3 separate regions of the Homo sapiens genome follow, and regions 1 and 2 are each linked to region 3. A link is an interaction called in ENCODE POLR2A ChIA-PET data of the cell type or tissue named here. Cell type or tissue: OCI-LY7. All regions are shown on one strand.

The links. ChIA-PET counts read pairs that join two places held together with the same protein. Peaks named below come from ENCODE experiments on the same cell type or tissue, not always from the same donor. Only the 100,000 strongest peaks of a DNase experiment are listed, where the experiment ranks them.
Region 1: POLR2A ChIA-PET joins it to region 3 with 5 read pairs; 9 of 35 experiments call an interaction of 5 or more read pairs at or near these places.
Region 2: POLR2A ChIA-PET joins it to region 3 with 5 read pairs; 5 of 35 experiments call an interaction of 5 or more read pairs at or near these places.

What each region holds. Positions count from the first base shown.
Region 1 is chr1:224,298,978-224,306,977 of GRCh38, reverse strand. NVL (nuclear VCP like) reads left to right here. Exons shown (of 23, transcript NM_002533.4): 7 at 1,812-1,944; 8 at 2,166-2,242; 9 at 3,121-3,255; 10 at 6,315-6,416. It also overlaps the pseudogene RNU6-1008P. Among named protein-coding and RNA genes, the nearest start is that of NVL, 27 kb to the left of the region's middle. In OCI-LY7, no CTCF peak of the experiment used is centred here; no DNase peak of the experiment used is centred here.
Region 2 is chr1:224,138,166-224,146,165 of GRCh38, reverse strand. The region is part of intron 3 of FBXO28 (F-box protein 28); the gene reads right to left. It overlaps LOC124903813 (UPF0764 protein C16orf89-like), which reads left to right and starts at 3,221. Exons shown (of 3, transcript XM_047436340.1): 1 at 3,221-3,364; 2 at 3,484-3,585. The coding sequence starts at 3,221. RefSeq lists an enhancer at 274-775. In OCI-LY7, no CTCF peak of the experiment used is centred here; no DNase peak of the experiment used is centred here.
Region 3 is chr1:224,240,403-224,248,402 of GRCh38, reverse strand. All of the region lies in intron 19 of NVL (nuclear VCP like), which reads left to right. Among named protein-coding and RNA genes, the nearest start is that of MIR320B2, 13 kb to the left of the region's middle. RefSeq lists an enhancer at 2,700-2,749. In OCI-LY7, a CTCF peak has its summit at 2,953; a DNase peak (open chromatin) is centred at 3,032; H3K4me3 peaks cover 801 bases; H3K27ac peaks cover 2,050 bases.

The DNA.
Region 1 (8,000 bases), 59 kb before region 3:
TTGGCAGAACCTTTCCCCTTTTTATTTATTAATAGGCCTTTCCAAATCTCTTTGCTTTAATTATCCATATCATCCATCTATAGGGAACATTGTTATGGTTGGCAAGAACTCGAGTCTTAATGCTGAAATACTTTTTTTGGTTTGAGACAGGGTCTGCCTTGTCACCCAGACTGACATGGTGGAGTGGCATGATCACGGCTCACTATAACCTCCACCCCCTGGGCATAAGCCATCCCCCCACCTCAGTCTTCCAAGTAGCTGGGGACTACAGGTGCCCACCACCACACCTGGCTAAGTTTTGTATTTTTTGTAGAGATGGCGTTTGGCCATGTTGCTCAGACTGGTCTTGAACTCCTGAGCTCAAGTGATCCACCCACCTCAGCCTGAATCATACTTAAAAACAATTTTTTTTGGCCGGGTGCAGTGGCTCACACCTGTATTCCCAGCACTTTGGGAGACCAAGGCGGGCAGATCATGAGGTCAGGAGATTGAGACCATCCTGGCTAACACAGTGAAACCCTGTCTCTACTAAAAATACAAAAAGTTAGCCAGGCGTCATGGCGGGCGCCTGTAGTCCCAGCTACTTAGGAGGCTGAGGCAGGAGAATGACGTGAACCCGGCAGGCGGAGCTTGCAGTGCGCTGAGATCGTGCCACTGCACTCCATCCTGGGTGACAGAGCGAGACTCCGTCTCAAAAAAAAAAAATTTTTTTTTAAGAGTTGGAATATTGCTACATCACCCAGGCTAGAGTGCAGTCACTTTTCACAGGCTTGATCACAGAACACTATAGCCTTGAAACCCTGAGCTCAAGTGGTCCTTCTGCCTCTCAAGTAGCTGGGGCTACAGGTGTGTCCCAGTGTGCTTGGCTGAATTACACTTTGTTATGACTGTCAAAGCAGCTCTGTAGTTATATTTAATTTAGTGAATCATCAGCTGTCAGATGAAGACAACTATATAGAAGACTCAGTGAGAAATAAAAGGCAAATATCAGTGTCCTTAATCAAGGAGCTCACAATTCAGTGAGAAAGACAGAGATAAGTGAATCACTCATACAAGGCAGATTATTCCAACTGATAATAGCTGCAAATGCAGTGTCTTGGGAATGTGAGGACAAGATTAAATCTAACTGAAAGAGGGCCGTGCAGGGCGGCTCACGCCTGTAATCCCAGCACTTTGGGAGGCTGAGGTGGGCAGATCACCTGAGGTCAGGAGTTCGATACCAGCCTGGCCAACATGGCAAAACCCCATCTCTACTGATAATATAAAAATTAGCTGGGCATGGTGGTGGGCTACTTGGGAGGCTGAGGCAGGAGAATTGTTTGAACCTAGGAGGTGGAGGTTGCAGTGAGCTGAGATCGCGCTGTTGCACTCCAGCCTGGGTGACAAGACTGAAACTCTGTCTCAAAACAAAAACAAAAACAAACTCTAACTGAAAGAATCTGGAAAAGAAGCGGCATTCAAATGTTAAGATTTCTTTTTTCTTTTTTTTTTTTTCCCCATATGGGATGCTTCACAAATTTCCATGTCATCCTTGCACAGGGGCCATGCTAATCTTTGTATCATTCCAATTTTAGTATATGTGCTGCCAAGGCCAGCACCAAATGTTAAGATTTAAACTGAGCTTTAAGGGAATGAGGAGAAGGACTTTCACAATAGACAGCATCTTTGAGCAAAGAGATTGGGAATAGTTAACAGAGGTGAAAGTGCTAGGGCAGGAATGAATTTTCTTTACAATGCCCCTCTTTAAAAAGTAAAACAATTATTGGCATAGAATTTTAAGCATGGCATATTTAAATTTATTTTCTTTCCAGGATTCAAAAGATTCTTCTCTTTTGGAGAGTGATATGAAACGGAAAGGCAAGCTAAAGAATAAAGGAAGCAAAAGGAAGAAAGAAGATCTTCAGGAAGTAGATGGAGAAATTGAAGCTGTCCTGCAAAAGAAAGGTAAGGTGTGAGTCTTGTTGGTGGCAGTGGTCATGTTTGCAGTGAGAGAAGCATCATTCTGTCCCAAGCTATTTTGCTTGAGGGACCTTCTATGTGCAGAAATGTTTACCAGGAAATATTTCTATATTTAATGGACCTTTGTTTACTTAAAGACTATTCATTATAATTATGAGTTACTACTGAATCATTAATCTTTTCATCTCCTCATTTTTGTTTACCAGCTAAAGCCAGGGGGTTAGAATTCCAGATCTCCAACGTGAAGTTTGAAGATGTGGGAGGCAATGATATGACATTAAAAGTTAGTGCAAATTCTGAATTTTACCTCAAATGGATATATTACTAATCAGTTATGAGGAAAAAGCCTACCTCTTTGTTTCTAATATGATCTGGGTGTAGAAAAGGAAACTGGGAAGGTTGAGAAGGGCAAACCTGACCTGTACCCTTTAGGGCATTGCAGGAGAAAAGATGCATACTATTTTGAACTTTTCTATTATTTTAATTATAGTATATATAAGATCCATGCTTTATAAGTAATATTGTCTTAGCAATACTAATAGTAATGGTAACTTTATTTTTATTTATTTTTTATTTTATTTTATTTATTTATTTTGAGAAGGAGTGTAGCTCTGTCACCAGGCTGGAGTGCAGTGGCGCGATCTTGGCTCACTGCAACCTCCGCCTCCCAGGTTCAAGAGATTCTTCTGCCTCAGCCACCCGAGTAGTTGGGTTTACAGGCATGTGCCACCACGCCCAGCTAATTTTTGTATTTTTAGTAGAGACAGGGCTTCACCATGTTGGCCAGGATGGTCTTGATCTCCTGACTTCGTGATCTGCCCACCTCAGCCTCCCAAAGTGCTGGGATTACAGGCGTGAGCCACCATGCCTGGCCGTAATGGTAACTTTATTTTTAATGCCTACTCTTTTTCATCTGCCATGCTAGTTAACTTTGCATTACATCCTCAAGGTATATAATGTTACAGCTTAGGAAATAGCTCCTCAGAGAGGTTATTGCTGAAATCACACAGTAGGTACCAGAGCCAGGATTCAAAGTCTGATCTAAGTCTAAGGTGTATATTCTACCTATCTACTCCATTTCACTGCTCCGAAAAATAGGACATTTCATTCTACTTTGATTGTTCTGTCTTGAAAGACATCTTTGTGCTTATCCTCTGCTAGGAGGTCTGCAAGATGCTCATACACATGCGTCACCCGGAGGTGTACCACCACCTGGGCGTCGTGCCCCCTCGTGGAGTTCTCCTTCATGGACCACCAGGCTGTGGGAAGACATTACTTGCACATGCAATTGCTGGGGTGAGGCTTGCTGACATTTGTTTGCTTTTGCTGTTTTTGTTGTTATTATTTGTTTTTGTTTTTTCTCTTTGGTCAACTTAAACCAGACATGGCATTCTTCAGGAAGAGAACATAGTCATTGGAACTGATCCCTTTGTTATCATGCTGGTATTATTTGTGGAATTTATTCATTTAGTTTATTTATTGTTTCTCACGAGCAACTTGAGGGATTTTTTTTTTTAATGTATGTAATTGTTTATATGGCAAGAGTTAGATAAAAAGTAAAATAATACAGTTTTTTTTTTTTTGGAGACAGAGTCTCACTCTGTCACCCAGGCTGGAATGCAGTGTCGTGATCTTGGCTTACTGCAACCTCCGCCTCCCGGGTTCAAGCAATTCTCCTGCCTCAGCCTCCCCAGTAGCTGGGACTACAGGCATACGCCACCACGCCCGGCTGATTTTTTGTATTATAGTAGAGACGGGGTTTCACCCTCTTGCCCAGGCTGGTCTTGAGCTCCTGAGGTCAGGCAGTCCACTTGCCTCAGCCTCCCAAAGTGCTAGGATTACAGGTGTGAGTCATCGCACCCGGCCATAATAATACGGTTTTAAACAAACCTTTTTATTAACACATAGCTTACATTTTAGTTACTTTGCTTTCCCTTTAACCCAATAGTTATTTCAGTTTACTTATTTTTTTGAGACAGAGTTTCACTGTCACCCAGGCTGGAGTGCAATGGTGCAATCATGGCTCACTACAGCCTCAACTTCCCAGGCTCAAGTGGTCCTCCCACCTCAGCCTCCCGAGTAACTGGAAACACAGACACATACCACCACGCCCAGCTTATGTTTTTGTTTTTTTGTAGAGACGAAGCCCACTATGTTGCCTGGCTGGTCTTAAACTCCTGGCCTCAAGCAGTCCTCCTGTCTCAGTCTTCCAAAGTGCTGGGATTACAGGCATGGGCCACTGCACCTGCCCTCCCAGTGGTTCTAAGGAGCAGTAAAATAAGAAAACTAGGGTTATATTATTTTTCATATAGCTAAATTTATTCAAAATTTTTATTTAGAGTCATGTTCTTATACTTTTTAGTTTTAAAATAATTCTTTCTAAAATGGTAATAATAGACACTTACTTTGAGAAATTAAAAGTTAGCAATCTTATTTTAACCCTCTCAGATTTTTCAGAAACTGTAGGGGACAGTAATGTAAAATATCCGAGTAACTTCGATTAGAAAAATAGCATGCTCGCCGGGCGCAGTGGCTCATGCCTGTAATCCCAGCACTTTGGGAGGCCGAGGCATGTGGATCACCTGAGGTCGGGAGTTCAAGACCAGCCTGACCAACATGGAGAAACCCCCATCTCTACTAAAAATACAAAATTAGCCGGGTGTGGTGGCGCATGCCTGCAATCCCAGCTACTTGGGGGCTAAGGCAGGAGAATCACTTGAACCTGGAGGCGGAGGTCGCGGTGAGCCAAGATCATGCCATTGCACTCCAGCTTGGGCAACAAGAGCCAGACTCTATCTCAAAAAAAAAAGAAAAAAGAAAAATAGCATGTTATACCAAGCGCTAATACAATAATGTTCTATGAAAGAAAATCATTTGTAAAGGGGGACTTGATTGGTTTGCTTCATTTTTGTTTAATAATTCCATTACATGACTGACTACTGCATGCCAGACTTTGGAATATAGTGTTAAGTACCACAATCGTAGTTCTAATATGAGAGAGACATTAAACAGTCATTCATATAAATAAATGCTGTACATAATAATGACTATAATAAATGGAAGACAAGAAGAAGTGCAAAATGGTATGTGGTATGTTAGGATTCCCAAATTAGAGTTGGGTTCAAGGAAGGTATGGTTGAGGAAGTGAAATTTCAAGATAAGCACAAGAATGGGAGAACAGTAGTCTCTCTTCTCTCTTTTTTTTTTTTTTTTTTTTTTTGAAACAGATTTTCTCTCTGTTGCCCAGGCTGAGTGCAGTGGCATGATCACAGCTCACTGCAGCTTTGACTTCTCAGGCTCAAATGATCCTCCTGCCTCAGCCTCACAGGTAACTGGGACTGCAGGCATGCATCAGCATGCCTGGCTAATTTATTATTTTTTTAGAGGTGGGGTCTCACTGTGTTGCCCAGGCTGGTCTCAAACTCCTCTCAAAGTGCTGGGATTACAGGCATGGGCGTCCACACCTGGCCTCTTCTTAAAGAGTCTCCCTCCTCTGACTAGTAACTGGCTACTCTCTGGGTTAGGATTTGGAGAAATACTAGCAGAATGTGTGGGAAACATCTGTGTCACAACCCTTGCTATTTTCTCCTTAGCAGATGGGTAAGAATTGTTTTGATAGGCCAGGAATGGTCACTCCTGTATCCCCAGCACTTTGGGAGGCTGAATTGGGAGGATGGCTTGAGGCCAGGAGTTTGGGACCAGCCTGGGCAACATAGTGAGACACAGTCTCTCCAAAAAAAACGAAGAATTGCTTTGGCTCAGCCCTAAGTGGGGATAACATACCTCTTGAAAGTCAAGACCCTTTATTCAGAAAAGATAATAGAATTTTATAGTGACATGTATAAAATAAAAACAAGTTGAAGGTATCCACTTAAATGTGTTTGCATGAAACCGTTGATTTTTTTTTTTTTTGAGATGGAGTTTTGCTCTTGTTGCCCAGGCTGGAGTGCAATGGCGCGATCTCGGCTCACTACAACCTCCGCCTCCCAGGTTCAAGCAATTCTTCTGCCTCAGCCTTCCCAAGTAGCTGGGATTATAGGCATGCACCACCATGCATGGCTAATTTTTGTATTTTTAGTAAAAATGGGGTTTCTCCATGTTGGTCAGGGTGGTCTCGAACTCCTGACCTCAGGTGATCCGCCCACCTCAGCCTCCCAAAGTAGTGGGATTATAGGCCTGAGCCACCATGCCCGGCCAAAACCATTGATTTTCAAATAGTGTTTTTCACTGGGCCAACATAAAAAGATGAAGTTCCTCAGGAAACTAGCTATTTAAAAAATTTGAGGGGACTGGATAAGAAAAAGTAGGGAAATTAAAATTTGAATATTTGGTTATTCTTTTATGTGTCTGCATAGGAACTTGACCTGCCAATTTTGAAAGTGGCTGCTCCAGAGATTGTGTCTGGAGTATCCGGAGAGTCTGAGCAGAAGCTGAGAGAACTATTTGAGCAAGCTGTGGTGAGTCAGTTAATGACTAATGCCAGGTGGTCAGACGCTACCAGCTTATATTAAAGATCCTGCTTTTTCTGATGCTAGTATTTGTTAACCCACTCACTGGCCATTCTTTTATTAATATAAACATGGTAATTTGCTATGCATGATGGCTAAATATTTAAAGTAGATTTAGTGATACCAGCTGTTGGATAAATAACCCTTTTCATTTGAAATCAAACATAAATGTAATTGGTGAGAAATTCTGGGCCGTCATACCCTGTAGTCATATGTTGAAAATATATTATCCTTATGATATTTTCCACTCACTTTTACTTTCCTCAACTTAAGTTTGGCCAAAAAAAACTTGTAAGCAATGTAAAAATTGTTATTTAGGCTATTATAAAAGCAACCATAAAAATACCAGAATAAATTCTGTCATTCCTTACTAGTAAACTAGGGCAATAATAATACCCAAATCTCACGTGGCTATTGAGAGTATTAAATGAGAGAATTCTTATAAAACCTTCGATATGGTGCCTTGCACACAGCACAAGCCCTGTAAATATTAGCTGTAAGATTATTCACACTTGAACAAATATCACTGTGTTTAAAACTAAAAAATGGTGAAAAGTTTATGTCATTATTAGCAATGACAATATATAGTAGCTGATGAATATCCAATACAACTGTTAGAAGCCTGTGTGAAATTAGAAGAGAAATTATATTTAAGCAGTAATTGAGAAAAAAAAAACATTTTAAATAACAAGAATGGGTAGGCCATCTACTTAGTTATGGTGCGGGCTGACGTTGAAAAAGCTGTGGGCAACACTAGGAGGATAAAGAGAAAAAAGGTGGAAAGGGCAGAGTGCAGAGCAAAGCTGAACTTTCTCAGGTGCTACCTGTTTTCCAAAACGCGGTGGATTCCATTGTTAAATTGGCACGCATAGCCAGAGACAAGTAGTAAATTTTGTGCGTATGGTAAACACGATGAATAAGGATAAGAGGCAAATGGCATCTTTAGGTTGTTAGTTCTGTGTTTAAACCTCTCACTAAACCAGTACTGAGCCAGTACAGTACCTCACAGTAGATGCTCAGTAAATATGTGGCCTAGCACCCCGCTTTTCCTGGTCCCCTCTTCGCTAATGAGAATGAGTCCAGTAAAGCATGTGGATCAGGAAACAAAAAGGTGAAATCCAATCAAGTGATACTTGGTTGAAAACTATGCTTTCTTTAGGCCACATTCTGATGACCATCATTTATTCTTTTTTTTCCCCCATTCAACTTTCCAGGTCACTGACAAGTACTGATGTGCTTGTTTTCTGGTGCTTTTGGCCTCTGTAATTTTACTCCTTTGTAACTGGGTAATATATCTAGCAGTCATAGGCGTCTTTTGCAAACATTGTCATAAGGATGATTAGGGAAGAGATCCAGCTAGCGATAAGCTAAATATCTTTCCCTTTAAGATGTGGTTGTTCCCATGGTTTTGAGATGCCTTAAGCGACGCTGACAGCCTTACTTAGCATAATCACTGTCACTCCTAACCATTGAGTAACTGATTGAGTAAAATGATTTAGATTGTAAATCTAGATAATTTTCTTCAATTTTTTT
Region 2 (8,000 bases), 100 kb after region 3:
GCTTCCCAGGTTCAAGTGATCCTCCTACCTCAGCCTCCTGAGTAGCTGGGAATACAGGCGTGTGCCACCACGCCCGGATAATTTTTTTTTTTTTTTTTTGAGAAGGAGTTTCGCTATTGTTGCCCAGGCTGGAGGGCAATGCCACAATCTCAGCTCACCGCAACCTCCACCTCCCGGATACAAGCAGTTCTCCTGCCTCAGCCTCCTGAGTAGCTGGGATTACACGCTTGCACCACCACACCTGGACAATTTTGTATTTTTAGTAGCGATGGGTTTCTCCATGTTGGTCAGGCTGGTCTCAAACTCCCGACCTCTGGTGATCCACCTGCCTTGGCCTTCCAAGTGCTGGGATTACAGGTGTGAGTCACTGCGCCTGGCCCATGCCCGGATAATTTTTGTACTTTTAGTAGAGGTGGAGTTTCACCATGTTGGCCAGGCTGGTCTCGAACTCATGACCTCAGGTGATCTGCCCGCATCAGCCTTCCAAAGTGCTGGGATTACAGGCATGAGCTACCAGGCCTGGCCTCAATATTCTTTATATGGCATGTTTGTTTGAATACGGTTATGTGCTGCATCATGATGTTATGGTCAATGACAAACCATATATGAGGGTCATCCTGTAAGATTATAATGGAGTTGGAAAATTCCCATCGCCTAGTATTTACTATATTATACAGAAGTCCTCATTTTAATGTTGATAGGTTCTTGAAAATCCCGACTTTAAGTGAAATGACATGTAATGAAACCAATTTTATCATAGGCTAATTAATATAAACAAGTGTTAAGTTCCTAAGGCATAGTTCTGGTCATGAAAACCACCAAACCTCTAAATAAAGACCTAAAACACTTCCTTTTTTTTTTTTTTTTTTTTTGAGATGTAGTCTTGCTCTGTTGCCCAGGCTGGAGTGCAGTGGCGCGATCTCAGCTCACTGAAACCTCTGCCTCCCTGGTTCAAGCGATTCTCCTGCCTCAGCCTCCGAGTAGCTGGAACTACAGATGCCCGCCATCACGCCCGGCTAATTTTAGTATTTATTTATCTATTTTTTAGTAGAGATGGGGTTTCACCATGTTGGCCAGGCTGGTCTTGAACGCCTGACCTCAAGCGATCCACTCGACTCAGCCTCCCAAAGTGCTAGGATTATAGGTGTGAGCCACCGCGCCCGGCCCCTAAAACACTTCTAATATCAAACACTGAAATAAATGTGAACTATACACACATTTAAGAAAGATTAATAAAAACAAGATAATGTATCCAATTTTTGGTCAATCAGTGAGCTATGGCAGTCATCATGGTGGTGGGTTACTTCAGGGAATACATGTTTGTAAAGCAAAAATTTTAAGGAGCACCTCCTACCAACATGTAGTTCAGAAACAATAACAAATAGGAGGGCTTGTTTTTTGTTTTTTGAGATGGAGTCTTGCTCTGTCACCAGGCTGGAGTGCAGTGGTGGCACGATCTCGGCTCACTGCAACCCCCACCTCCCAGATCAAGTGAGTCTCCTGCCTCAGCCTCCCAAGTAGCTGGGACTACAGGCACACACACCCACGCCCAGCTAATTTTGGTATTTTTAGTAGAGATGGGGTTTCACCATGTTGGCCAGGATGGTCCCGATCTCTTGACCTCGTGATCCACACACCTCCGCCTCCCAAAGTGCTGAAATCATAGGTGTGAGTCACTGCACCTAGCCTTTTTTGTTTTTTTTTGAGACAGGGTCTTCGCCCTGTTGCCCAGGCTGGAGTGCAGTGGCATGACCACATCTCGCTGCAGCCCTGACCTCCTGGGCTAAAGCGATCCTCTCACTTCAGTCTCCTGTGTAGCTGTGACCATAGGTGTGTGCCACCATGCCTGGCAATTTTTTTTTTCTGTAGAGACGAGGTCTCCCTATGTTGCTCAGGCTGGTCTTGAATTCCTGGTCTCAAGTGATCCTCCTATCTTGGCCTCCCAAAGTGCTGGGATTACAAGCATGAACCACCACACCTGGCCCATTCATTCATTCCTTTTTTTTTTTTTTGAGACATAGTTTCATTCTGTTTCCCAGGCTGGAGTACAGTGGCGCAACCTCAGCTCACTGCAACCTCCATCTCTCTCTGGGTCCAAGTGGTTCTTGTGCTTCAACCTCCCGAGTAGCTGGGATTACAGGTGCATGCCACCATGCCTGGCTAAATTTTGTATTTTTAGTAGAGGATGGGGTTTCACTATCTCTACTGGCCAGGCTGGTCTCAAACTCCTTACCTCAAGTGATCCACCCGCCTCAGCCTCCCAAAGTGCTGGGATTACGGTGTGAGCCACCATGCCTGGCTATTCATTCATTTTTCTTTTTTTTTTTTTTGAGATGGAGTCTTGCTCTGTCGTCCAGGCTGGAGTGCAGTGGCGTGATCTCAGCCCACTGCAAGCTCCGCCTCCCGGGTTCATGCTATTCTCCTGCCTCAGCCTCCCAAGTAGCTGGGACTACAGGTGCCCGCCATCACGCCTGGCTAATTTATTTATTTATTTTTTGTATTTTTAGTAGAAATGGGGTTTTACCGTGTTAGCTAGGATGGTCTCGATCACCTGACCTCGTGATCTGCCCGCCTCGGCCTCCCAAAGTGTTGGGATTACAGGCGTGAGCCACCACACCCGTCCTATTCATTCATTTTTCAATCTGCTTATTCTAGTTCAGGGTTGCAGGTGGCTGGAGCCCATCCTAGCAGCTCAGGGCACCAGGTCGTTATCCACCCTGGCCAGGATGCCATCTCACTGCAGGGCACCCTCACACCCACACTCACTCAGACTGGGACCACTAAGACATGTCAATGAACCTAACAGGCACAGCTCTGAGATGTCGGAGGAAGTCAGAGTGCCCAGAGAAAACTCATGCAGATATATGGAGAATGCACAAACTAAACAGACAGTGGCCCTGGCCGGGAACTGATTTTTTTTTCTCCTTCTCTTTTTTTTTTTTTTTTTGAGACAGAGTCTCACTCTGTCACCCAGGCTGGAGTGCAGTGGCACGATGTTGGCTCACTGCAACCTCCATCTCCTGGGTTCCGCACCACTGCACCCGGCTAATATATGTATTTATTTAGCTGGGACTACAGGCCCGCACCACCGCACGCTTGCTTGGTTGCTTATTTATTTAAGACAGAGTCTCATTCTGTTATTTACTTACTTACTTATTTATTTATTTCAGAGTCTCTTTCTGTCCCCCAGGCTGGAGTTCAGTGGCACGATTATTTATTTATGACAGAGTGTCTTTCTGTCCCCCAGGCTGGAGTTCAGTGGCAAGATCTCGGCTCACTGCAACCTCTGCCTCCTGGGTTGAAGCGATTCTCGTGCCTCAGCCTCCCGAGTGGCTGGGATTACAGGCACGCACCACCATGCCTGGCTTTTTGTACTTTTAGTAGAGACAGGGTTTCACCATGTTGCCCAGGCCGGTTCAAACTCTTAAGCACAGGCAATCCACCTGCCTTGGCCTCCCGAAGTGCTAGGATTACAGGTGGGAGCCACTGTGCCTGGCAATTTTTTTATTTTTAGTAGAGACAGGGCTTCACCATGTTGGCCAGGCTGGTCTTGAACTCCTGACCTCAGGTGATCCACCCACCTCAGCCTCCCAAAGTGCTGGGATCACAGGCGTGAGCCACTGAGCCCAGCCTGATTTTTTTTTCTCATCAATATTATAACGAAACGACATTTAAGCTAAGTGTTATTACAAAAAAGTCAAGAAGTTAAAACTTAAAGAACTCCTGAGCTCAAATGATCCGCCTACCTTGGCCTAGGTGTTGGGATTGATTACAGGCATGAGCCACCATGCCTGTCCCCCCATTTTTTTTTTTTGAGGCAGAGTCTTGCTCTGTCGCCCAAGCTGGAATGCAATGGCATAATCTCAGCTCACTGCAACCTCTACCTCCTGGGTTCAAGCGATTCTCCTGCCTCAGCCTCCCGAGTAGCTGGGACTACAGGTGCACGCCACCACGCCTGGCTAATTTTTGCATTTTTAGCAGAGACTGGGTTTTGCCATGTTGGCTAGGCTGGTCTCTAACTCCTGACCTCAGGTGATCCGCCTGCCTCGGCCTCCCAAAGTGCTGGGATTACAGGCGTGAGCCACCATGCCTGGCCCCAAAAATTAAAAAAAAAAAAAAAATTTAATGTGCCTGTAGAGTCCCAGGTACTTGGGAGGTCGAGGTGGGAGGATTGTCTTGAGTCTAGGAGGTCACGACTACAATGAACTGTGGTCATGCCACTGCACTCTAGCCTAGGTGATTCAGCAAGACCCAGTATCAAAAAAAAAAAAAAATTAATGTAGCCTCAGTATGCAGTGTTTACAAAGTGTACAGTAATGTCCTAGGCTTTCACATTCACTCACCACTCACTCACTGACTTACCCAGAGAAACTGAGTTTCATTCATGATAAATGCCCTATACAGGTGTACCATTTTTTTATACCCTACTTTTACTGTACCTTTTCTATGTTTAGATATACAAATATGATTGTGTTATAATCACCTACAATAGTCAGTACGGTAACATGCTGTACAGGTTTGTAGTTCAGGAGCAATAGACTATACCATATAGCCTATGTGTGTAAGAACCATCTAGGTTTGTGTAAATACACTCTATGATGTATGTTCACATGACAAAGTGACCTAACAATGCATCTCTTGGGATGGATCCTCTTTGCTAAATGACGCATGATTGCATCTTTTTTTTTTTTTTTTGAGACACAGTCTTGCTCTGTCGCCCAGGCTGGAGTGCAGTGGTGCAATCTTGGCTCACTGCAAGCTCCGCCTCCCGGGTTCACACCATTCTCCTGCCTCAGCCTCCCAAGTAGCTGGGACTACAGGCACCCGCCACCATGCCTGGCTAATTTTTTGTATTTTAATTAGAGACAGGGTTTCACCTGTTAGCCAGGATGGTCTCCATCTCCTGACCTCGTGATCCGCCCACCTCGGCCTCCCAAAGTGCTGGGATTACAGGCGTGAGCCACCATGCCCGGCCGATTGTATCTTTTTTTCCCCACTATGTCTTGCCCAGGCTGGAGTGCAGTGGTTTGATCTCGGCTCACTGCAGCCTCCGCCTCCCAGGTTCAAGCGATTCTCCTATCTCAGCCTCATGAGTAGCTGGGACAACAGGTGTTTGCCACTACACTTGGCTAATTTTGCATTTTTAGTAGAGAAAGGGTTTCACCATGTTGGCCAGGCTGGCATATCTTTTCTTATTTCTCAGAATAATTTTTTTTTTTTGAGACAGAATCTCACTCTGTTGCCCAGGCTGGAGTGCAGTGGTACGATCTCGGCTCACTGCAACCTCCACCTCCCAGGTTCAAGCGATTCTCCTGCCTCAGCCTTCTGAGTAGCTGGAATTACAGGCACGTGCCACCATGCTCGGCTAATTTTTTGTATTTTTAGTAGAGATGGGGTTTCACCATGTTGGCTAGGCTGGTCTAGAACTCTTGACCTCAGGTGATCCGCCCACCTCAGCCTCCCAAAATGCTGGGATTACAGGTGTGAGCAATCCTGCCCGGCCTGCTATATTCTCTTTAATATGAAAACAGACTTTTATTTTTTTTAAAGGCTCATGGCTGTATATATTTATTTTGGGACAAGCATAGTAAAAGGAGAAATGTTCCCAACTAATCTTGATTTTTAAGAGTATCGCCACATTAAAATCAACTTTAAAAGAAACAAAAACAACATTCTGTAAGCATTAAACTTAAATGGAAGCATATCCCTCAAAATAACTGACCTACGTTCTTCAAAAATGTGATGATCAAGTGACACAAAGAGAGCCTAGGGAACTGTTCCAGATATAAGATTACAGTCCATGCATGGTTCTCGATTACATTCTGTATTAACAAAAAAAATTGCTAGGAAGAGTATTATTGGAATATGTGATGAAACTTGAATATGAACTGTCAACTACAGAACAGTATTACATCAGTGTTACAAATTTCTGATTTTGCTCTCTGTACTGTGGTTAAGTAAGAGTATCCTAGCTTTTAGGAAATACAATGAAATATTTAGGAACTAAGGAGCACAGTGTCTCCAACTTATTTTCAAGTGGTTCAGGAAAAAAAAGTATTTATATTTTATTTTCTTGAGACAAGATCTTGCTCTGTCACCCAGGCTGGAGTGCAGTGGAATGATCATAGCTCATTGCAGCCTTGACTGCCCAGGCTCAAGCAATCGTCCCACCTCAGCCGCCCAAGGAGCTGGGGCTACAGGTGCATGCCACCACACCCAGCTAATTAATTTTTTTTTTAGAGACGGGGGTCTTACTTTGCAGCCCAGGTTGGTCTCGAACTCCTGGCGGCTTCAAGCCATCTGCCCGTCTCAGCCTCCCAAAGTATTAGGATTACAGGCATGAGCCACCACGCCTGGCCAAAATGTATGTATGTATGTATGTATGTATGTATGTATGTATGCATGCATGCATGTATGTATTTATTTCAGACGAAGTCTCACTCTGTCACCAGGCTGGAATACAGTGGCGCAATCTCGGCTCACTGCAGCCTCCGCCTCCTGGGTTCAAGTGATTCTCCTGCCTCAGCCTCCCAAGTGGCTGGGACTACAGGCGTGTGCCACCAGCCCAGCTAATTTTTGTATTTTTAGTAGAGACGGGGTTTCACCATGTTGGCCAGGCTGGTCTCGATCTCTCGATCTTGTGATCTGCCCGCCTTGGCCTCCCAAAGTGCTGGGATTACAGGTGTGAGCCACTGTGCTCGGCCAAAATGTATTTATAAAGAGAAAATAAAAGCAAACAGGATGAAAGGTAAATAACTGCTAGATTTGCAAATAAGCTATATGGGAGCTCCTTGTACTAGTCTTGTAATTTTTGTGTAAACTTGAAATTACAAGAGAATAAAAATTTACACACACAAAAAAAAGAATAAAAAAATTTACCACCACCAATTTTCTTTCCCAGAAAAATAAATACAAGCCAATAATGCCTAATATATAGATTTTTACGTCTGTTCAGGGAAATATAGCTTCATGGCCTTATGTAGTCAATTATACTGTAAAAACCCTAATTTTTGGGGACCATTGTGTTTCAATAAGAACAAAAGGTTTACCAGGGCTACTAGTGACAGTTAAGAGCAGAGACTGGGCTGGGCGCAGTGGCTCACATCTGTAATCCCAGCACTTTGGGAGGCTAAGGTGGGCGCATCACAAGGTCAGGAGATTGAGGCCATCCTGGCTAACACGGTCAAACCCCGTCTCTATTAAAAATACAAAAAAACTTAGCTGGGCATGGTGGCATGTGCCTGTAGTCCCAGCTACTCAGGAGGCTGAGGCAGGAGAATCGCTTGAACCCAGGAGGCGGAGGTTGCAGTAAGCCGAGACTCCAGCTGGAGGCTGAGGTGGGTGGATTGCTTGAGTCTAGGCGTTCAAGACAGCCTGGCCAACATGGTGAGACCCCGTCTCTAAAAATATAAAAAAAAAGAAAAAACAAAAAAATAAAAAAGAAGAGCAGAGACTATCCACATGTTTTGTTTTTTCATTATCATCTCTATGAATGGCTGGTTGCTCAATGCTCACATACGGTTGTGTGTCAGTATATGTGAACTGCTGATACTAATATGAGCTTACTGTAAAAAGTGTAACTTCCATGTGTTAGATAGAAGATTTGAGAAATGTATACAGGAGTAAGCCAACATTCTATAACATCTTAGTTCTGAGAGAAGATAAAGAGAATATCAATGTGGTACTTAGGGTTGGCCAACTATACCCCTATTTAGCCTATGCCTGGTTTTGTAAATAAAGTTTTACTGGAACGCAGGCACAAGCATTCATTTACCACACATTGCACACGGCTGTTTCTCAGAATTGCATAGCTGTCACAGCGAGCACAAGGTTCACAGGGCCAAAAATATTTATAAACTGGCCTTTTACCAAAAAAAGTTTGCTGATTCCTGTCCTAGATAATAGCAAACTTGTAACCTGTCTAAATTCTTTTTTTTTGTGGCAGGGTCTCACTCTGTAGCCCAGGCTGGAGTGCACCAGTGTGATCTCGGCTCACTGCA
Region 3 (8,000 bases):
AGCTTGGAAGCCAGTAAAGTAAAAGTTATGAAATTAAGCATGTTAGAACTAAGGCAATATGACTGAGAAACATCAATGAAAAAGAAAAAATAACGAACTAAGGCATTATCACGGGAATAACAAAGAAGATATAGACATGAGAACTGTTTAAAGGTTTTAATTAGTAGGACATTGGATTAACTGTAGAGTTGGGAGTTAAAGGAAAAGGTAGATGAATTTGCAGCTTGTGCAGCTGGTGGCATCTACCAGGATTAGAGGTCTGGGAGATGAGCTCTCTGAGTTTCAGGTGCCTGGGCACTATCAAGTGGAAAAGTTGAGCAGGATGTTGGGTCTGTGGTTGGGAGTTCAGGAGAGTCCTCTGGCTGGGCTATAGTTTTGTCTGTCTTCAGGACATAGCTGGTGGTCAAAGCCATGAAAACATGTTGCTTTAGTTTAGTAGTTCTCAACCTAAGGCAATTTTCCCACCACCCCACCTCACGTCCCCAGGGAACATTTGGCAATGTCTAGGGACATTTACCACTACGCAGAGGAGTGATCATGCTGCTAAATATTCCACAGTGCACAGGACAGCCAACAACAAAGAATTATCCAAGGCCAGGCATGGTGGCTCAGGCCTGTAATCCCAGCACTTTGGGAGGCTGAGACAGGAGGATCACTTGAGACTAGGAGTTGGAGACCAGCCTGGGCAACAGAGTGAGACCCTGTCTCTACAAGAAAACAAATTTTTTTTTTTTGAGACAGAGTGTCACTCTGTTGCCCAGGCTGGAGTGCAGTGGTGCCACCTCGGTTCACTGCAACCTCCACCTCCCGCATTCAGGTGATTCTCCTGCCTCAACCTCCTGAGTAGCTGGGATTACAGGCGTGCACCACCAAGCCCAGCTAATTTTTGTATTTTTAGTAGAGACGGGGTTTCACCACGTTGGCCAGGCTGGTCTCGAACTCCTGACCTCGTGATCCACCTGCCTCAAGTCTCCCAAAGTGCTGGGATTACAAACGTGAGCCACTGCGCCTGGCCAAGAAAATTTTTTAATTAGTTGGGCATAGTGGCATGCACCCGTAGTCCCAGCTACTTGGTAGGCTGAGGTGGGAGGATGGCTTAACCCCAAGAAGTCGAGGCTGCAGTGTGCCATGGTCACGTCACTGCACTCCAGCCTGAGCAACAGAGCTGAGACCCTGTCTCAAAGGAAAAAAAAGTATTATCCGACTCAAAATGTCAGTAATGCCAAAGTTAAGAAACCCTGCTTTGGTTGCATATACTTATTTCTTTGCATCAAACAAGCTTGATGATGACTGCATCATAGCATCTTCTCTCCCTTTCGTTGGCTCTGTTTTTTTTTTTTTTTTTTTGACACAGTATGTCAAAAAAAGAGACCCTGTTTGTTGCCCAGGCTGAAGTGCAGTAGCGTGATCTCAGCTCACTGCAACCTCCACCTCCTGGGTTCAAGCATATCTCCTACTTCAGCCTCCCCACGCAGCTGGGGCCACAGGTGCGTGCCACCACACTCTGCTAATTTTTTTTTTGTATTTTTAGTAGAGACGGGGTTTTACCATGTTAGCCAGGCTGGTCTCAAACTCCTGACTTCAAGTGATCCGCCCACCACGGCCTCCCAAAGTGCTGGGATTACAGGCGTGAGCCACCATGCCCGGCCTTCTTGGCTCTGTCATTAGGAACTATGGTCTTGAGATTTTGTTTGCTTTGGTCAATGTATGTGGATGTGTATGTATATACAAATAAGCACACACATATAATCCAATTTTGTTTCTATGAATTTCCTGTAGTCATGGTGACATAATGATAATGCTTTCACACTTGTCCTTGGGATTTCATGAACTAAAGAGAAAAGTTGGATTGGTATTTATTTCTAGACATGCCAGACATGAGGCATGTGGTATTCAGAGCTTTATAGATTTGGAACCAGAGAATGATTGGCTCATTCTTCCTGCTGTGTTTCATTCAATGTATGGTACTCACACCAGAACAACTTTATACTTCATTCATCTAGAATTTCAGTGCTATTTGCCAAAATCATTAGGCCTCAGACCAAAGGGTGAATATTTAAAGTACCCCACTTCGGCCAGGCACAGTGGTTCATGCCTATAATCCCAGCACTTTGGGAGGCCGAGGCAGGTGGATCACTTGAGGTCAGGAGTTCAAGACCAGCCTGGCCAACATGGCAAAACACTGTCTCTACAAAAATACAAAGATTAGCTGGGTGTGATGGTGTGCTCCTGTAATCCCAGCTACTCAGGAGGCTAAAGCAGGAGAATTAGCTTGAACCCGGGAGGCAGAGGTTGTGGTGAGCCGAGATCGTGCTATTGCACTCCAACCTGGGCAACAAGAGCAAAACTCTGTCTCCAAAAAAAAAAAAGTCATCTGGCATAAATGGGGTGGGTAACAGAGAGGAGCCCTGCAGCTTCCAAGCACAAAGTTGTGAATATGGAAGAAGAAAAAAATCAAAAAAGACATTTCAATAGAGGTCAACTTTGGCCGGGCATGGTGGCTCACACCTGTAATCCCAGCACTTTGGGAGGCCAAGGTGGACGGATCCCACCTCCCGAGTAGCTGGGATTACAGGCACGTGCTACCACGCCCGGCTAATTTTTGTATTTTTAGAGAAATGAGGTTTCACCATGTTGGCCAGGCTGGTCTGGAACTCCTGACCTGGTGATCCACCCACCTCGGCCTCTCAAAGTGCTGGGATTACAGGTGTGAGCCACCATGCTGGGCCAAAAGCAACTTTTGTAGATTGTGGTTTAGACTGCTGCATAGTCAGTCCTCAGCCTCTGTCTGTGCCAACGGCAGAAGGGCTTTTGTTAGTTTATTCTCTTTGACTTGAGAGTGCATTTTTGCTCCAATTCTGACTGTGTCCTATTCTAAGACTTGGAACCTCATTGGGCAGAGCTGCCCAGGAGGAGCAGGACCCACATGCAGCCTCCCTGTGCCCTGTCTGCCTGCGTTGGCCTGGTGCCCTCTCAAGAGAGCTGTTAGCAGTGCAATTTCACATCCTTATCTTACCTCATCCTTCAGAGGTCATGAATGTTTTTGTTTAAAAAGCTTTGTTGATGGCTAAAGCAGGGCAGATTGAGAGGAAGAGGAAGCACAATATCTAATTTCAGAGGGGAGAAGTCACAAGGCAGACTTCCTGCCCATGTATGTTCTTTGTAAGTCAACAGAAAGTGAGGAAAATTGGCATTTTTAATGTTTACCCTTTTTATTTCAGTTTGCTGGCTTTTGACTTTAATTCCTCAGATTGTTTTATATACAATTTTCTCTTTCTCCTATTAACATCTGAAATATTATAAGGAGATTAGAATAAAGATCTTTAGTCCTGTTCTTAAAAGTCTGAAATATTTTGTAGGTCAAAGCAACTTCTTCATATCTTTTGGGATCTAAGTTTTGTAAAAGAAGAGCGAGTGGGCCAGGTACAGTGGCTCACACCTGTAATCCCAGCACTTTGGGAGGCCAAGGCGGGCGGATCACGAGGTCAGGAGTTCGAGACCAGCCTGGCCAATATGGTGAAACCCCATCTCTACTAAAAATATAAAAATTAGCTGGGCGTGGTGGTGCGTGCCTGTAGTCCCGGCTACTCAGGAGGCTGAGGCAAAAGAATCACTTGAACCCAAGAGGCAGGGATTGCAGTGAGCCGAGATTACGCCACTGCACTCCAGCCTGGGCAACAGAGTGAGACTCCATCTCAAAAAAAAAAAATGGAGACCAGCCTGACCAACATGGCGAAACCCCATCTCTACTAAAAATACAAAAATTAGCCGGGCGTGGTGGCATGCGCCTGTAGTCCTAGCTAGTCAGGAGGCTGAGGCAAAAGAATCACTTGAAGCAGAGAGGTGGAGGTTGCAGTGAGCCGAGATCACGCCACTGCACTCCAGCCTGGGCAACAGAGGGAGACTCCACCTCAAATAAAAAAGAGCGAGCCATATACTACTTTTTTATATTTTTTATTTGGTATTTCTAGTGATGATGTGGTGATAAGAGGTCTATCACTAAAAGCTGCCTGAGAAGTAGAAATTTTTTTTTTTGAGACGGAGTTTTGCTCTTGTCGCCCAGGCTGGAGTACAATGGTGCGATCTCAGCTCACTGCAACCTCTGCCTCCTGGGTTCAAGTGATTCTCCTGCCTCAGCCTCCCAAATAGCTGAGATTACAGGTGTCTGCCACCATGCCCAGCTAATTTTGTATTTTTAGTAGAGACAGGGTTTTTCCATGTTGGCCAGGCTGGTCTCGAACTCCCGACCTCATGTGATCCGCCCTCCTTGGCCTCCCAAAGTGCTGGGATTATAGGCATGAGCCACCACGCCCGGCCCCCAGATTTTTTTTTCATAACTTCTACTTCCTTTTAAGTGTCATTAAAATATCTCAGAAAACCAGAAACATTATTTGATATCTGCCAAATACTTTCAGATAAAATACAGTCTTTAAAAGAGTGACAAGGCCGGGTGTGGTGGCTCACGCCTGTAATCCAGCACTTTGGGAGACTGAGACAGGCGAATCACAAGGTCAGGAGTTCGAGACCTACTTGGCCAAAATGGCAAAATCCCGTCTCTACTAAAAATACAAAAATTAGCTGGGTGTGGTGGCCGGTGCCTGTAATCCCAGCTACTTGGGAGACTAAGGCAGGAGAATCTCTTGAACCCGGGAGGTGGAGGTTGCAGTGAGCCGAGATTGTACCACTGCATTCCAGCCTGAGTGACAGATCGAGACCTCATCTCAAAAAAAAAAAAAAAAGTATGACTTAAGAATACCTGATATAATAATAGCTAACATTTATTAAGCCCTTACTCTGTTCCATGTAGTATTTTCATTTTACATTTATACACATGCTTAAACCTTGAAACTCCCTTTGAAGTGTATGTCTTACAAAATATTTAAATATTTTCCTTTTACTGATGAGCAAACTTTTTACAAACTTTTTTGTTGTTGTTGTTGTTGAGACAAGGTCTTGCTCTGTCACCCAGGCTGGAGGGCAGTGGTGCGGTCTTGGCTCGCTGCAGCCTCAACCTCCCAGGCTCAAGTGATCCTCCCGCCTCTGCTCCCTGAGTAGCTGGGACTACAGGAACGTGCCACCAGGCCTAGCTAATTTTTTTTTTTTTTTGTAGAAACAGGGTTTCACCATGTTGCCCAGGCTGGTTTTGAACTCCTGAGCTCAAGCGATGTACCCACCTCAGCCTCCCAAGGTAGAGGGTTACAAGACTGAGCCACTACACCCGGCCCTTTCATTAATTTTTCACAGTCGACTGTGTGAATAAAAATTGCTTCATGCAGAAGCTGGATTTTAAAATAAAAAATAAATAAATAAATAAAATTACTGGCCAGGTACGGTGGCTCACACCTGTAATCCCAGCACTTTAGGAGGCCAAGGCGGACAGATCACCTGAATGAGGTGATCTCATTCAAAAGTAGCTGGGTGCGGTGGCACACACCTGTAAATTCCAGCTACTCGGGAGGCTGAGGCAGGAGAATCGCTTGAACCCAGAGGCAGAGGTTGCAGTGAGCCAAGATCGCGCCGTTGCACTCCAGCCTGGGCAACAGGACGAAACTCTGTCTCAAAAAAAAAAAAAAAAACAAGCATTAATGATTCTAAACTCTGATGTGTAGTTAAGAATAGATTTAAGAATAAATTTGGTTGGGCATGGTGACTCACACCTGTAATCCCAGCACTTTGGGAGGCCGAGGCAGGTGAATCACCTGAGGTCAGGAGTTTGAGACCAGCTTGACCAATATGGTGAAAGCCCATCTCTGCTGAAAATACCAAAATTGGCCAGGCATGGTGGCGTGCACCTGTAGTCCCAGCTACTCGGAAGGCTGAGGCAGGAGAATCGCTTGAACCTAGTGAAGTGAGATCACGCCACTGCACAGCCTGGGCATAGAGTGAGACTCCGTCTCAAAAAAAAAAAAAAAAAAGAATAGATTTGTATGACCAAATGAAAATATTTGTTAAAATAAAAGTAGTAGCACATCTTGAATTACTTTTTGAACCTGAGTATTTCATAACATATAATGTTTAATACGAATTATAGGAAAATATCAGTGTAAATGAGCCATAACTTTTTTCAGATTTTAGTAAAATACTATAGATACATAACATAAAATTTACCATTTTAGCCATTTTTAAGTATATATTTCTGTGGCATTAAGTACATTCACATTGTTGTGCAACCATCACCACTACTCATCTCCAGAACTTTTGCATCTTCCCAAACTGAAACTCTGTCCCCATTAAACACAAACTGCCCATTCCTTCTTCCCTACCCCTGGCAACCACCATTCTACTTTCTGTCTCTATGCTTTGCCTATTCTAGGTACCTCATACAAGTAGAATCATACAATATTTGTGGGATATAACTTTTTTTTTTTTTGAGACGGAGTTTTGGTCTTGATGTCCAGGCTAGAGTGCAATGGCGTGGTCTTGGCTCACTGCAACCTCTGCCTCCCAGGTTCAAGTGATTCTCCTGCCTGAGCCTCCTAAGTAGCTGGGATTACAGGTGCCTGCCACCACACCTGTTTTTCTTTTTCTTTTTATTTTTTTTTTTTTGAGACGAGGTCTCACTCTTGTTCCCTAGGCTGGAGTGCAGTGGTTTGATCTCAGCTCACTGCAACCTCCTCTTCCCGGGTTCAAGCGATTCTCCTGCCTCAGTGTCCCAAGTAGCTGGGATTACAGGCAACTGCCACCACACCTGGCTAAGTTTTGTATTTTTAGTAGAGATGGTGTTTCACCATATTGGCCAGGCTAGTCTCAAACTCCTGACCTCAGGTGATCCACCCGCCTCGGCCTCCCAAAGTGCTGAGATTACAGGCATGAGCCACCACGCCTGGCCTATAATTTCCTTAAGAGACTATTTTCCTTCTTTTTCTAATAATTCCTTTAGCTTAGCTTTCTATAGTTACCAACCTATTTGAGATTTCCATTAGGGCCTTTATTAAAAAATAATATAATATTATCGTAATAGAGATAATGTCATAAAGAAAAACCAAATTAATTTAAGCTTCTAAATACTTCTAAATATCCTAGTACCATTTCAATAAATGATTTTCCAAAATCCTCATATTTTGTTTTATAAGCTCTTTATTATGCCATTTAAAATTTTTCTCTTTGCTCTCACTTGAGAATAAATAGAATTCATTTTAGTTCTTACTATAAGTCAGAAACATAACCACATTTCAATTAAAGAATAGTTAGATTTCAGTGATCCAAAGATTCCTTAGCCCTTATTTCTACTAATTAGAAAGTAATGTTGCTAATGAAACTTTTGGAGGTATCCTAGGTAGAGCACACCTCATGCCCTCAAAAAAAGGAGAGTTTGGCTGAGCGTGGTAGCTTGTGCCTGTAATCCCAGCACTTTGGGAGGCCAAGGTGGGTGGATCACCAGGTCAGGAGTTTGAGACCAGCCTGGCCAACATGGTGAAACCCATCTCTACTAAACATACAAAAAATTAGCCGGGTATGGTGGTGTACATCTGTAATCCCAGCTACTTGGGAAGCTGAGGCAGGAGAATCTCTTGAACCCGGGAGGCGGAGCTTGCAGTGAGCCGAGATCATGCCATCACACTCCAGCCTGGGCCACAGGGCGAGACTCTGTCTCAAAAAAAAAAAAAAAAAAAAAAAAAGGACAGTTTGTTACTTTCTTTCAAGTGAGGGTACTTGAAATTATTTCTTTTTCTAAAGGTTTAATCTTCTAAGAATTAGGAAACTTCTGAGAGTATCTAAACATATAACAGTGAATTCGTTTTGTGAAGTTCATACCCCACCTCATTTATTTATTGTGTTCCTTTATATACTGAGCTTTCTTTCACAAAAGATTTTTCTTAAACAAAGGATATGCTAAGAATAGGAAGCTGACAATTGCTCCCATTATGCAAATGTGAGGAAAATTCCTCCTCTGCTGGGCGCTGTGGCTCACGCCTGTAATCCCAGCACTTTGGGAGGCGGAGGCGGGCAGATCACAAGGTCAGGAGTTTGAGACCAGCCTGACCAACATGGTGAAACCC